2 separate regions of the Homo sapiens genome follow, and region 1 is linked to region 2. Evidence: chromatin loops called from intact Hi-C (ENCODE). Cell type or tissue: endothelial cell of umbilical vein. All regions are shown on one strand.

Region 1 (8,000 bases), 150 kb after region 2:
TCATTTCCATAAAAGGTGATATAACAATCAAAAATGCAGTCTTCTCCCAAGCAGAAACAGTATGATTTTATATAAGGAAAATAAAAAGTGGGCATCTACAAAAAAAAAAAGAAAGGATAAACACAAAGGTATTTATGTTGTTTACTTCTGGTCAATAGTATTTTTGATGTCTGCTATTCCCTCTTTCTTGCCTGTCTTTGCCAATTGTCTTTTCTATATTGAATATGTACTACTCTTACAGTGGAAATGTACAGTATATCCTTTTAACTAAACAAGCAACAACATTTTTCCTACCTGGATGCCATTATCATACAGAGTTTAAATGTATGAATGCATAAGCAAATGAATAAACACAGAAATAAGTATAACTAACTTTTCTAACACACTTATAATTATTTTATTTCAATACTTTTGAGGTACTTCTAGTAAATAACGTAGAGCTTGTTCTTGAAATTTTTATGCAAACAAATCTATAAGGAATCAAGTTTCACTTAGTTATTAGCCTTGATAGTATAAAAGGGCCAATGAAAAGAGAAAGAAGAGTTTAGAAATAAGAAATGGAACCTAGGATATATAGATTTATACCATACCAATGTGTCCTGATGGTTATAGAACTGTTCCCAAAGTTTGAGTTTTAATTAATTTTTTTAAAAACCTTACAAGGTGAAACTTAAATGAATCAATAATGCTAAACAAAGCAGTCTGCATTTCTATTAGTCTGGTTCTGGCTTCTCCTATCTCTTTAAAAAAAATATTTACTGTGCAAACTACAGGCAAAGTGAATTTTCTAAAGGACACCATTTTTAAAGAAACTGAAAAAATGTAAATTTTTCTCTTCTTTCACTTTGAATCTTAATAAGATCAGGTTCATATGATTACTACAAATATGAGAGGGAAAAAAGAATAGACGAAGGGGCAGTGAGGGGAGGAAGAGTTCTAAACCATTTCAGTGGAGTAAAGATCAAGTTCATTTTAATATAATTTTTAATGGTTGTTCAAACTCCTATAATGTACCCACACAAAAGGCTTCAGTTAATGTGTGTGTGTATTTTGAGCAGTTCCCCTCTTCGACCCTCGAGTTTAATTTCCGTCCTTCAAATGAGATGAATGGAGCGTGAAGCAGGTCATATCTCAATGCTGACACATGGGTTGCAGATAGAACTCACAGCCTGGAGAAGCAGCCAGTTTGGAGATTAAATCAAAGCAGCTCTGAATAGATGGGAGGTCAGCCAGGGCCAGCTTTGACATTTGATAGGACCTTGTGATCAATCAGGCCTTTCTTCACTCTTCCAGGCGTCCTTATGACAGTGGCCCTAAAAAAACAGATGGGATATGTTACAAAGTGCAGGAGAAGCACTAGATTGTGAAGGAGATAGGTGTCAATATTATCAAAGGGACAACTGTTATTTGAAGCAGCCAGCAAATGAGAAGGTCCTGCTTTGCTGCAATTGCTCCGCTAAAGTGTGCCTCTCATGATGTGAAATCTGAACCTTGGGAATAGTGAGATAATTTTTTAAACTGATTTTTAAAATTTCTTACCTCCTGTGTAAACTTTGAACATTCCTGATGTCATAAGATTAAATTTTAGCCAACATTCACTCTGTGGATAAACTGTATTTCCAACAAGGTCAAGCTTAGTTTGTGCTGTTTGTTTCTCTGCCTGCTAGGGAAGACATACACACACACACACACACACACACACACACACACATATCCCCCCACAGGACATGATAACCTTTGGAAGAGAAGAATTAAGGGATGTTAATGCAGAGCGCTTGCTGGGCAGGGACCTATGCGTGGTTTCAGGAAATCCCAGTCACGTCTCCAAGAAGGTCATGAAAAATGAATGGCCCCAGAGCACCACTGTGACAGACTGTTTTAGTGAGTGGTAATGGGCCATCTCTAGAATGAAAGGTTGTGTATTTATAACTGTGCAGGCCGCCGGGTATCACACCATTCATTATGCCTGCCTGATTTAAGGGAGATGCCTTTTCCGGGGGTGACATGGGAGCAAATTATTTCCAGGAAGATCACAGCTCTCTTCTCCCCCTCCACCTGCCTCTCTGTATGGCTCACCTCATCCCAGCAGTAAAACACACTCTCATGGTCACAAAAGCACATTCTCTGAATTTTTCTTGTCATAGAGCATTTCACAACTAGAGCTTATCTTACCCCAACTTGTATTGGGATGAGAGAGCTGGAATGAGGGAGCTTGCCTAAGGAGGGCTTAGACGAGGGAGGATACCACATTCTCACTCTGCTGTCTTTCCTCTATCAAGTGTCTTACTGGGAGGCTGTGGACCGATGCCAGGTGACGTGATAGACAGCTACTGGACTAATTTGCAAAGCGAATTTCTGAAGTCAGATTTTTTGCTTGATATGGATTCCATCTTCAGAGAAGGTAGCATCTGATTCACATTTTGTTTCTTGTTTACAGTGGTCTGGCATTAGTTAACTGCAAAATTACTCAACCTCTCAGGACTTTTTCTGATGAGAAATTAACCAATTGCACAAAATTTTGTCTAAGTCATTTTCCAACATGAATGCTTTGGGAATGCTTGAAATTCTAATAAGATAGGCACATGAAACAACCACAAATTCCAACCAGCATATCACATGTTATTAAAATTAATTATTAAGAAAAATTTCAGGAAATGTGTTGATGTAGCTATCTCAATAGAAATATGCAAAGTCTCATATTATAAAAAGAGTATTTAAATCTGTCAGAAGAGTTATCATAAGGTAAGTTGTTTTAAATAAAGGATTTAGATCATTTAAGGAGTTACATAAAAAAATAAGCTTTATATTTCACACTGGTCTGTTGAGGAAAAGATACATATAACATACTTGGTTTTCAACCAAGTTAATTCAGCTGCCACTTTAACATAGCTGTAATACATCAATGGTTAAAATAAGATTTCTACAACCGTGTTTTCATGGTCCGTGTCACAGGCGCTTTTTTGAAGAGATGGTACAGTTATTTTGATGATACTTTCCAGAGGGGTCAAAACACATCTGAGAGACCTTTGGATTATCAAATGTGTGTGTGTATTTAATTTACGCAAATTGTGCCCTGATTCTGGCCCCCAAGAGCTCAGATGTTTGTGAGACTTTAGAGACTATTTACAGAGAGGCACTTTTTTTTCTGAATAATTTTGTCATTGAAATGTGGCAAAAATCTTTCAAAATGGTAATTCTCCCTAGAAAGCTAATCCTTCAAGAGGTTTTTTTTTTTATGTCTCAGAGAAAGCTGTGTGTAATCAAAAGACTCTACAAAATACATGTTGGTTTTAGTCACTCTCTATAATTCCATTTAACTATTGCCAACTCCAAATACAGCCACAATTTTCCTGTATCTTGTGCACATCAGATAAAGAATGCAGAAACAATTGGCAGTTGGCAGTTAAGTAGCCAAAAGAGGAAGGAAAAAAGCTTTGCTAGTGTTTTCCAATTAATTTCTTTTCAAGTGAAAGTTTGAAAAGAAAAAAAAAATAAGAAAACTGGAAATGACCTAAAAACTCTGGTGTGATAAGATAAACTTTGGCCTGACCATCACCCTGTTTGACTGAATACATAGTCTAGGTATGAGAAACATGACCAGGAAAACATGGAATGTATTTTCAACAATTTGTAAAATTATGCTGAAGCTTTAAGAAATATAAAGGATTCGATTTTGAAGAAATTAAGTCTGTTGGAAAATTAGTGAGGGAAGAAAGCAAATAAAAATAAATATTTCATTAATGACTTTGACCACAATTTTATTTTTAAAAATTGTGCTAATGCCAAATTCTTTTTTTAATCTGATTTCTCAAATAGAACAAAGACACTTATTAATATCAGGAATTTCATCATATTTTATATTTCAATTGTCCCTTTTAAATAACCAACAAATGAGTCAATGTTTGTCAGAATGACCCAAATGCATAAAGCATTTAGTGAACACTCTGGCATGTAACAGTTTACCAAACATGCTAGCCCCTGTTTTCCCTTAGCGGAAAACAAACAGTGATAGTCTTGGTCACAGGCATAGCCAGGGAGTTTTTGTTCCACTCCATCCAAATGCCTGTTGAAACCCTCTGATTTCTCTCTTAGAATTCATGTACTCTTGATCCTGAAAAATCAATATAACTGACCACTTCAAGTATCTCCCACATTCTGAATAATGTTTAAGATTGCCCAAAGTTTTCTTAAAGGCAGAGGCTATAACCTGGTGACAGAGTTTATTTCAGATTGGGCATGGACTTCTCTCTTCAAAAATGTCCTGGGCTCACATGTGACAAAAGGGCTTCTCTGGATTCAAAACCCCTCACAGGCTGCATCCAGGAGGATATGAAATGGGCTCGCACAGGTTCTGTTTTGTAACCACTGGGCCATGGAGCGAATCCACTTATCACAGCTTATTAATTCATGCAAAGAGGCACAGGACATCTTCTTTGCCTAAAGTGATTAAGAGCTCAGGATTTCTTGAAGATAGGCAGATCTGGGTTCAAATCTCAGATCCACCTCTCACTGATGTATGACATTGGGCAACTCTCTTTAAAGGAGGAATAATAATGATGCCTAATTCAAACAATTGGTATGAGAATTGTCTAAAATGATGACAGAAAGCAAGTTTCAAAGTTCCTGTTACACATAAGCATCTCATAAAGGTAACATTATTATATATAAATCTAGCCTATCTTTGAGCACTCCAACCTGGGATAATTCCAAGGACCAAGGGAACACCATGCCCTCATGCCATTTTAAGCTATCGTTTTGTAATTAAAGAAAAGAATTAATCAAAAGATCAGTTAAGACAGTGGAGAGGTAGGAGACCAAACTTTATATTTCACGATATTTGAGAAATCAGATTTAAAAAGGAATTTGGCATTAGCACAATTTTTAAAAATAAAATTGTGGTCAAAGTTGGCACTCTTCAAATAGTGACTAAATAGTGACTAAAAGATTCATTGACAATGTCATCCTCTTAAACACAGTGGAATTGCCTTTTCACAAAATGTTGAATAATAGCAATTAGAGCATTATAGCATAGTGTATCCTCTAGAATATGAGTGTATTTTTATCCATTTCTGCATAACAAATTATCTCAACATTTAGAGGCTGAAAATAGCAAACAATTATTTTTCAAAAGTTTCTGTAGCTCACGAATCAGGAGCAGCTTAGCTGTGTCGTTTTGGCACAGATTCTTTCATGGGCTACAATCAAGGTTTTGGCTGAGACTACAGTTATCTCAAGGATATCTGCTTCCAAGCCCATTCACATAGCTATGGGCAGGTCTCAGAAAGTCTATTTTCAAGTCCATTTCCATGGGACTTGCCACAGGGCTGCCTTATGCTTTATAGCATGGCAGCTGGCTTCCCCAGGGTAAGTCATTCAAAAGAGAGTGAGAGAGAGCCTCCAAGATGAAAACTGCAGCCTTTTATAACCTAATCCCTCAATTACTGTCCTATCACTTCCCAGGTATTCTATTTGTTATATGTGAGTCAACAAGCCCAGCCCACACTCAGCAAGAAGGTATTACAAAACGATGTGAATACCAGAAGGCAAGGATCACTAGGAGCCACCTTATAGGCTGCCCACCACAGTGTATCCTCTGGTGCCCAATGATTTATTTACCTCTCAAATGCAAAATGTACTCACTGCCCCCAAAGACTTCAAAATTCTCATTCCATTGCAATATCAGCTTCAAGTCCATAATCTCGTCATCTAAATCAGGTCCAAGTATGAATGTGGTTTCTCAAGTGTAGTTCTTTAAGCACAGCTCTTCAAATACAATTCCTTGTTATTTTTAAACCCATAAAACAAGAGCAAATTATGTCTTCCTCTGCCAACATGCAACAGCGGGACAGATATAAGATAAGCACTTATATGACCCTGTTCAAAGAAGGGGTAGGGGATGGAAGACATAGGGGTTACAGGTCCATGGCAGTTCTAAAATTGAGCCAGGCAAATGTTGGAAGATCCTTGATTAGGTCTCATATCTGAAATAATTCTTCGTGTTTCTCCACTCTGCCCTCTGGGCTCTTGGTTTCACCCTCCTAGTCTTCTTTCTAGTTTTGCAAAATATAGCAGGTGTTAAAATTCTGGGCCTTCAAAGCCCTGTCTTCATTCTGTACTGTTCTGCACTGTCCCATTCCATCCAAGTGGTAATGTTTCTGTATCTATCTCTTTTGAGAACCTTATGGGTTTCCTGTGAAACTTCTCCAGGTTAAATCCATCAGACAAAAGCCCCACCCACACACCTCTTACAGATAATCTCCCTTCCACCTTGGGCTTCTGCTGAGATGACTGGGGACAATGCCCTTAGGCTTCTTAGAAGCTCTACTCTTTGGCTGAGAGAATCTGTGTGGCACACTCTTAATCTCCTTAAGGGGCCCTTCAGTCTGACTGAAGGTTCTCTGAGGTACCAGAGAATTGTGAAGATCTTAATAAAAAGATTTATGGCCACACCCTAGACATTATCTCCGTTTTAGCATCTCCGACTTTCTGAATAGTGTGAGAGCTTTCAGAACCATCAAGATCCAGCTTCTTTTTGTTTAACAGTCCTTCCCTTAGTTTAGCTTTCTCTCATCTCATGTTTTACTATAAGCAGCAAGAAAAAAAAAATGGGTGGTAACTAACCGTTCTGCTTGGAAATCTCAGCTAGATCCCCTAGTTTATCAGGCACATTTTCTACTTTCCATGTTCCTGCAGACAAGTGTATTGTTAAGTTTCTGCCCTTCCCTCCAGTTTCCAATAAGATTTTTCTCCCATTCCTTTAAGGCCTCACTGCCAGCCTCCTCATAATTCAAAATTGTATGCACAATGGGTTCAAGGTACTTGATCTTTCACCAATACTCTACTCAAAATTCTCACAGTTTCCACCTTCTACACACCGCCTATTTCCAAAACCACTGTCTCATTTTAGATTTTGCTATAAGAGCACTCTACTTCCAGGTTCCAAAATCTGTCAGTCAGGAGTTAGAATTCATTCAGCAGTCAGACAAGTAGAACCACTAGCAAAGTGAGTCAGTGACCATGTTCCATTCTTGTGTCATTCCATTCAATACTCACGTTCATAGGAAAACATCTCACTGTCCCAGCCTGGTTCACATGGCCATCCACTCACTGGCCAGAAGGAAGGCAGTACAGTTGGACTGACAGTGCCATCAAAATGACATGTAATAAGAATGGTTAGTTTTTCAAAAGAAAAGGATATGTTACTATCAAATGAAGCAGAAAGGGATACTGGTTGGGTGAAAGTAAAAGATGCCCACCACCTCTATCAAAAGTCTTTGTAACTGGCTGATGGTCTGCTATTTGCAAATAATGGATAAAAAGATTCCCTAGAGTGAACGGTTCCCAAAGATGTCGGGGTGCTTTACAAAAAAAAAAAAAAAAGATACGATTTTTAATTCTGTCTACAGCTCTAGGGCCATCTCCTATATCCAGGTCAGTTCATACTTTGCTGGTTTGTAATGTTGCATAGGAACAAGTAGTAAAAGGTAGGGAAGGAATAAAATGTCTTGACCCAAACAGAATGATTAGGAATACCTATCTCCTAGAGACATAGCCTGGGAGAGGAATTATGACTGAGACCACACAAAAGTCTGAGTGTGTCGTAAACAGGATAAACATTCAGACTTTGAAATGACCATCAATTTCTGTCTTTTCTATTATTAACATTTCTCTGCCTGTATATTTAAAAAACAATAATTCAGAACATGAATCTTTGCTTTCTCCCAAAAATGTCTTGGGCTATGTGATATTTTCACACAAAGGAGCTATTTTTGGCATTCAAAAATTGCTTTTCTTCCTGCTGGCAAAGAGAATTCACTCACTACCTACTAGTGCATAACGCTTATTTTGCTTAAAAAAGAGAAAAAGGAAAAAGGCGCTTCCTCCAAATGATATAGGAGAAAAGAGAAGATATTAAATTTGTAAAGGACAAAATTACTCCTCCTCTTTGAACATTTTCTGGAACAACACCCTGCTGCCTGTCTATTGTTTCAGAGGCTAAT
Region 2 (8,000 bases):
AGGGCTAGATTCTTCAAAGGGAGATGCAGATTCTATTTTTCTTTATCTTTCCTACCATGAAAATAATGCCTTGCTTCTGCATTGACAAGGTTTTGCATCAAAAGTCCTTTCCTATTTGCACTGCAAATAAAAATCACAACCCCATTGTAAATTGCTTTAACACCTTTTCAACAATCCAAACCTTATGAGGAAAGATATGCTGGCTATTGTGTGTACATTATAAATGCTGCACAGAGGTGTGTTTATAAGGAGGTTGTGTGTTTGATCTTCCATTCCTCAGTCCTTCCCTAGGTGTTATCAGCATGTAGAAAATGGAATCTATCTAATCTATTCTGACTGAATTAAATACACCAGATGTATTTCACTTTGAATTTCAATTGGTCCAGAACCTTTGTCTTAGCCACAGAAAGTCAGTAACTTAGCTGTTTTCTTTCCTCTTGTGTTATTTTCTTCGTGGTCCAAGACTCTGGACAAATATGATGCCAAATGCAGCTGCTCTTGGAACTCACGGCTTCCCAAACCTCAGGAGACACAGGTCAGTTTTCCCCAGAATTCTCTCATGTCCCATTCCCACAATGACATAAATCCCATGGAATCCTTCTACCTGGCTTGAGATAGAGAAGAATGAGTAAATGAAAGGATAACGCTAGAGCTTTCACATTAGATGGTCACATAACAAGAGACAAAAAATGGTCTTTCATTATCTGAGAAGTCTCTTGTATCTAGGCACAGGGTCACAATATTGGATGTTGACCACCTCTTTAAAAGTCCTGTATAGATGGTTTATCTTTTCCCATTAGAATGTTGGTGTCCTATCATTTATCATCTATCAACATTGAGATCTAAAAGGAAACTAACAAAAGTCTCATTAATATCTTGTAAATCATGCATAACTTTGATAAAATAAAAACTAAATTACGATAGATAAATGTTTAAAGAGTGAAAAACGAAGAATGATTGTAGACTTTGGTAGAAATTCCTATTGTGGCACAACTATGGGACTCTAGAAGATTTTTTCCTCTTGCTTTGATTAAAAGTGAAGTTTCGCATGAAATAGTGTGATATTTCATCTCTAGCTCCAAGGGAGGCTCTGTGGAGACTGTCGTTAACCAGTGTGGTCAGGCAAACCAGCAGCTTCCCTGATTAGTTCCTCCTGCTGTTCAGTATAGACAAAACTTCAATCACAGGATGTTCTGGAGAGCTTGAGTGTCCGTATTCCAACTGTGCTACCTAGAAAACTGTCAAGTGTCTGTAAATATTTTGCAGTTCCTTAGGAAAAAGTGTTAGCCTTCTAAAAAACAGCAGAGTGTGATTGGTCCTGCACCTAGCCCTGGTTCTTGGTGGACTTGGTTTGCTTGCTTATTCTTATCATTCCATCTGTCTGCTTAATCCCCTATCTGTCTCTGCTTCTCTCTTTATGTGGTATATGCCAAAGAGTACTGTTCTTCTGACACATTATCTTCCTCCTAGAATCTGCAAAAAATCACTGATTATCCTTGATTGACTCATTCATGACCTTAGAAGGGACTGGAAAGTCAGTCTCTGCACAGAAGAAATATGCCTGGATATGCAGCGGGGATGGAAACGGGATTCCCATATGTTATTCCTCAAAATTCTCAGAGTTGATCATCCTAATTTAACATTCCCTTTTTCTCACTCCCATTGCTGAGGTGAAAAAAGAAACTTAGTCATCATTACATTAATTCCAAGTGCTTTCTGATCATCTTGCCATTTTAACATGCTTTGTCCCATTTTCTCTCCCACATGGTGAGTTTGAGTCTTCTGAGAGAACTAACAACTTCAGAGCCTTGAAATGTGCATCCACCACACAAAACTATCTGTAAATACATTGTTTGTTTTGAACAAACCTTCTGTTCTTTTTCTATTTGATTAGTAAGAATAATCAAACATCTAAATAAAAATCATTGTCTGTTACCACTGGAGAGTGTCCAATCCAGTCACAGACAGCTTGGAAGGCTGGCAAAAGGCACCATGCATTGTGCTGGGGGACATCCAAGCCGGCATGGAGGGACCTGTGTGCCATCTGCCCTCACCACTTCTGCTCGGATCCCAGTCCTATCATTTTAATCTCATTAGAACAAGATTCTTGTAAAGCCAAGAGATGAGATTTAGCTGCAGCTCCCAATTTCACAAACTAAAGAAAGCCTCACAATGAGGAGACCAGCTTCTTGAAATAGCTTGAACAACCTCTCAGCTCTCAGGTACAAAGCTGTGTCTCAGTACTGCATGTTCAATAAAGGGTGGAGTACCTTTTCTCTGTGATTTACTTTTCCACACCATGAGATTTGGGAGGAGTTGAAACCTTTCAGGTTATAACTGTATGTTCTCCATGCACGGTGCTGGAAGATGTTATGTGTTAATTGTTTGTTGTTTTAGAGCAAAGCAGGCCCACTGAGAAGCTGTCCCTTTAATATTTGTACAGCTGCATTTACCAGGAAGCAAAGTTCATGAGAAAAAAAAAAAAGCTGAAACCCTTTCTTCACAAAATAAAAACACATTATTGACACCCTATTTAATGACAACATTCAACTGTTTTTTTTCCATCTTTATTTCCCCTCTAAGGCCCAGCTTATTGGCTCATTATGTGCCTGGAACATGAAGGATGACAAGGAGATGGAATTCTGGCTCAGCAGTTTGAGAGCCCAGCCCCCAACTTGCTCAGCCCTCCCCCCTCCTCCTCTCTTGCTTTTCTCTTCTCTCTTCCCCCGCTCTCCCGCCTCCTGCTGCAGATCTCTTTCTGCTGCCTGGCAACCGCACCACAGGCAATGTCACACAGGATTGCTTATTACAGCTTCAGAAAAATAAACAGGAGGAGGAAATTTCTTGCTGTTACATTAGAACTATTATGTACAATGTTCCAAAGCCAGGTAATTCCAAGAGTGATATTATAGTAGAATTTTGCACCATGGTGCCTAGGTCTTTCTTGCATAGATAGAGAGAAGGGTGAAGGAAAAATGAAAAGAGAGTTTTTCGATGGCTTTTAGCCAGCAATGTATTTAATACATCCATTTGGTTGGCACAGACTTCGAATATAACTATTTCTGAGCTTTGAGGACTTGAGCAAGAAATGTTACAGTTGTTATTTGAAAAGTGCAATGTGAATATGAAGAGTAAGCTTCTACTGCTTACCATTATTATCTTCACTCATAATTATCGTGTAGATGGTTTTCACTAGACTTAAGGGCATCACGTCTCATATCTGGTAAGGCAGACAAGACCTATCTTTCCTTTAGTATCATTTATTTGCTTACATGAGGGTCTTTTTCTTTCTTTAGACATTCCCTAAATTTATTGCTTCCAGCAGCTGACAATGATTGAGCACATTTTTGTGTCCCCCTACTGGATAAAATGAGCACAAGAGACCTGGTGGCCCTTCCAGGGATCACACTATCACAGAGAAGATTAACAACTAAACAAATCACTAAAATAAACTCTGCTAATGCATAAAATGGAAAAATCTTTTTCCATTTTCTACTCAGGATTCTATGCCTCTCTGCAACAGGAATGGTTCTATATCAGGATTTTTTTTTGTGTCCCATCTGTTTAGCCAGGCAGTGGAAGGAAGCAGGTTTCTTCCTAATTCAGTTTCCTGAGTGTGATATCCAGGGAGCATAAACACTATTTGAAGTGTATCCCTCCAGAAATCTAAACTCATCTTTAACCTGATTGTAAAATACTTCCGAGTTCCAGATCCCTATCCTTGTTGACCTGAGTCGTTGAAAACAGACTGGCCTATTTACTAGGGTAAGTTAACTACAAATCATAACAAAGACTCCATCCTTGACCTCTTCTTGCACATGAGTCAGCTTGAAAGGCATGGGTCCCCAGTGCAAAATCACAGTATGTGAATGTAGGGAATCCTAGGCATAATGGGTGATTGATGTACGTACCCTGACAGGGCAGGGCAGGGCAGGGCAGGGGTGGTGCCAGGGTGTCTAACAGGACTAATTATCGGCAAACAGTAGGTGTTCAAGGTATGGATGAGAGAAGTCAGTGTAGAATCATTTGGTATGACATTGGAATCAGTGACTGTCACCAAGGAAAATTATTGTAAAGAACTACACAACAGTCTCAGATAGCCAAGGTTCCCTGCCCAGAGTTCTGGTTAAGGCTCAATTTTTAGAGTGGAATAAAAAAGAAAGAAGTAATCAGATACCCAGGCAGGCAGACTGGGCCAAACACAGATGGGCTAGATGGGAGGGCCTCAGCCTGATGCCCCTTTCACCAGCCAGGCCAGAATATTCACCTTCAGGACCAAGAAGCACAATCTCACTATCTCTGGCCATGAATGCCCCTGCTCACTCCGAGAATTCAATAGTTTGGAGACTAGATGAGACTTCTGGAAGGCACCCCTTGCTTGTGGTGTACAGGGCATACCAGGCAGATGTTAGAGAGGAGAAGCAAGGCAGGACTACTAGCACTGAGGTCAGGAAGCTCATCCAGGGCACAGGTTTTCATCAGACCCAGATCTGAATCTCAGTTCTGATACTTCATGATTATATGAACTTGGGGAAAATTACTCAAGCTCTCAGAACCTCAGTTTTTTCATCTATAGGCTTTCAATGAATGTCAGTAATAACTGTTTGATTAAAATTACTATTATACTTTAAAGGACCAAAAACCAATTGCAGGGAATCTTTATAATATGAAAGCAAAAATAGGAAGCAATTAAATTGTTCTATCTACATTTATGGGATTGAAACATGATGATAAGTAGAATTAATAACATTAAATGGCATGCTTTCAAGAATTGAAATTGTAGAATATATGTCAAACTCAAAGAATTTTCTTTCTCTATGCCTTCCTTTACCCCAAGCTTGCCTCCCATATCACAATATGTGCACCTGCTGCAAATATTAAGGACTTTGTCTTACAGGCTAAAACTCTTAGGCCAATAATCACACTACGTGACCTGGTAATTGAAAGTTGTGTGGAGCACACACAGAAAGTTTCTATGAGTTAACCATCATAGAAAGCTTTGCTGTATACTGTTATGGTACATTTTTCATACACCTCTAGGAGGTGAAAAACTCTGTGTGTTCCCTCTGTGACCAGCCAGGCAAGTTTAACCTGTCCGTAAACTTTCAAACAGGCAGTTTGCGAAGAATTCCAATTCCATTTAGGGAAATCTCTACTTTCATTCTAAGCCTCATTCGTCCCCCTCTTATTGTCTTCCTGGGCTTCTGGCCTGCTGGACTCTGTCTCTGCTTTCTTGCCTATGCTTTCCACTTGGTTCCAACAATAGAATGTGTTAGGAAGATTCCACTTTCAATTTAAACTCATCCCTACCTTCTCCATGGTTGACAGATTATCTCACATGACTGAGCTGTGGTCTTCAGGAACTTAGCATCAGGCACCTAAGCACCTAAATCTGATTTTCCATTAGTGGTAAATCAGGCAGGCATGTATCTATTTTTCTCAAAGTTATGAAAGAAATTACAAAACCCCATAGCCCAGTATTTTTCAGAGGAGTTGAAGGAGCAGCTGCATCAAAGTCACCTAGGGGCTTATTAACAAATCAGGATTTAGAACCCAATCCTGGCTTTACTAGCCAGCTCCCCCAGGCAATTGTTATAAACATTAAAGTTTGAAGCTCATTGCCATAATCTCTTGAAGATTTGGACCAAAAAAACCCTTAAAAGTGAATAAGTGACAATATAAATCCAGTTTTTCAGTAACAGTTTTTTTTTTTGTTGTTTTAATCCCATCTAGCCAGACTTTTAGGAAGGGTTTCTGTGTAAGAATATAGATCTATCCTTTTTAAAGTTAGCAGACCATTGACATAAAAACAAAATAAAGCAAAACAAAGAGATTCATGAAGGGTAACAAACAAGACACATAATATATTAAATTATCCTATTTACTAAGGACTCCTAACCAGTCATCCATTTATTCAACAAATACTATTAAGCGGCTATTTTATGTCCTAGGTGCTGAAAGCATCGGACCTTAGTCTAAGCAAAACAAAGTCAGCCTTCTCACTGAGGTTCCATTCTGGTGGGGGAGGCAGGCAATGGATAACTTAAAAAATAAGTATTTTCAGGTAGTAATAAGTGCCTTGAAAAAGAGTGAAGCAGCACTGGAGATAAGGCAGGAAAAGCTGTTTTGGAGGGAGAAAGGGATGGGGAAAATCCTCTGAAAGATGTGAAAGAGGATCCGTACGGAGATAAGAGGAAAGAGTATTCCAGGCAAAGAAAGCAATGAGTGACAGGCCATGAGGCCGAGACTGCACTGGTGTGTTTTAAGAAAAGCAGGTAGGCCAGGGTGGCTGCATTGAAGAGCAAGGGCAAATGGTGGGAGATCAGGGCACGGAAGGGTGCAGGGCTTTGTAGGTTACAGTAAGGAGGGCATATTTTACTTAACTCATAATGAGAAGATACTGCAGTTTTGAACAGGGAAGTTACATTACCACATGTACATTTAAAAAAAGTCACTCTGTTGTGCAAAGTATAGACTATAGAGGAGAAAAATTGGAAGCTGGAAACCATCCTGGAGTTATCTCAGTAGTCAATAGAAAATAAAAATGGTAGTGTGGGTGAGAGTCATATCAGTGTAGAGGAGGACAACTTCAGGATATATTTTGGAAGTAGAACTGGCAAGACTTGTGTATGGAAAATGAAGGAAATAGAGAAATCAAGGATGCCCCATATGATTTTGGCCTGGCCAACTGATTGAATAGTAGCACATTTTATTAAAATGGGGAGTCTGGAGGAAGAGCACATTTGGAGAACATATGGAATTCTCGTATCATGATAAGTTTGTAAAACCACACAGATATCAGAGTCAAGATGTTAAATGTGGAGTTGGGTATAATAATCTGCAGCTTGGAGCTGTAAACTGGACATAAAAACTTGAGAATCATCAGTGTTTAGATATCTAATGCCAAAGAAATGGAGAAGCTCTCCCAGGCAGTGAACATCCACAGAGAAGAGAAGGTGGAGAATGGAATCCTAAACTACCCTAATACTGATGTTTGGAGGACAGAGGAGTAGGAGCCAGTTGAGGAGGCTGAAAAAGAACAGCCAGTGAGGTAGTAGGAAAATGAGTGTGGCATCCTGGAAGCCAAGTGAATGTTTTGGGCATAGGACCATGTCCTGCTGTATAGTGACAGAGATGGTTATTCGGTAGCATGAAAGAAGGTTCATAACCAAGAGTAATAATAAGTATTTGGGTGTTAGTTACTCTCACTTACTTTGTATTTTAATAAATGAAGGACATGAGAAAGGTCCAAGTGAACTCTCCCAAAGGACCTCCAAAATGGAGAAAGCAACACTGAAAACGCCCTGACAAGCAGTGACATAAAATGCCATTTTCCCTAAGGAACAGAGACATGAGCAAAAGATAGTGAAGGTTTTTTTTAGACTTCTTCCAACAGTAAATCAACATCACTAAACAGCTTATTGAAAAGGGCAAAATAAAATATGCTGATTAGACTTGCTATATCTTCTTGGCATTTGGGAGAGGAAAGGTTAAGGTTGAAGAAGTGGTAACTGAGAGCTAATATTCTTAGGTTTCCAGTAGGTCACACAGCAATTTAAGCCACATGAAAAGGAGAAGGTGGGAGGGCAAAGGCATATTTCAGGTTGTGGTGGATTGTGTTTTTCTATGTGCTCACTAGCTCAGAGACTTTACAGAAATAATGACACCCTGACTAGACAGGAAACGAAATTGCTGCCCCTGTTTAGTATTTATTGAGTGCCCAGAATGAGAGGCATTTAGGACACTTACATATTGGGTGGCTAGAAAGTTGTGGGACTGATTCCACATTTCATTACTTTGTGTGCAAACCTGGTATGATCTCTTTTCCACAGGTTTAGTTTATAAGGCATCTAGAAATACAGATCTCATACACAGTGTTTTTAAATCTATAACAAGTCTTTCTCTCTCACACATAGTATTGAACCTTTTCATGATTAATTTTGACTTTTTGTTGACATATAATTTAGTTTTTTTTTTTTTTTTTTTAATGTGTTAGCAGA

The links. Hi-C counts contacts between places; a loop is a spot of excess contacts. Peaks named below come from ENCODE experiments on the same cell type or tissue, not always from the same donor. Only the 100,000 strongest peaks of a DNase experiment are listed, where the experiment ranks them.
Region 1: it touches region 2 in a loop (10-fold over the local background); 2 of 110 quality-filtered maps call a loop at or near these places.

What each region holds. Positions count from the first base shown.
Region 1 is chr3:177,928,503-177,936,502 of GRCh38, reverse strand. It overlaps LOC107986154 (a long non-coding RNA gene), which reads left to right and starts at 2,211. Exons shown (of 3, transcript XR_001741024.2): 1 at 2,211-2,401. In endothelial cell of umbilical vein, no CTCF peak of the experiment used is centred here; DNase peaks (open chromatin) are centred at 3,422 and 3,952; H3K27ac peaks cover 1,987 bases.
Region 2 is chr3:178,079,770-178,087,769 of GRCh38, reverse strand. No RefSeq gene overlaps it. Among named protein-coding and RNA genes, the nearest start is that of LINC02015, 270 kb to the right of the region's middle. RefSeq lists a silencer at 2,595-2,889 and an enhancer at 2,595-2,889. In endothelial cell of umbilical vein, a CTCF peak has its summit at 3,365; DNase peaks (open chromatin) are centred at 2,659, 3,779 and 7,669; H3K27ac peaks cover 2,298 bases.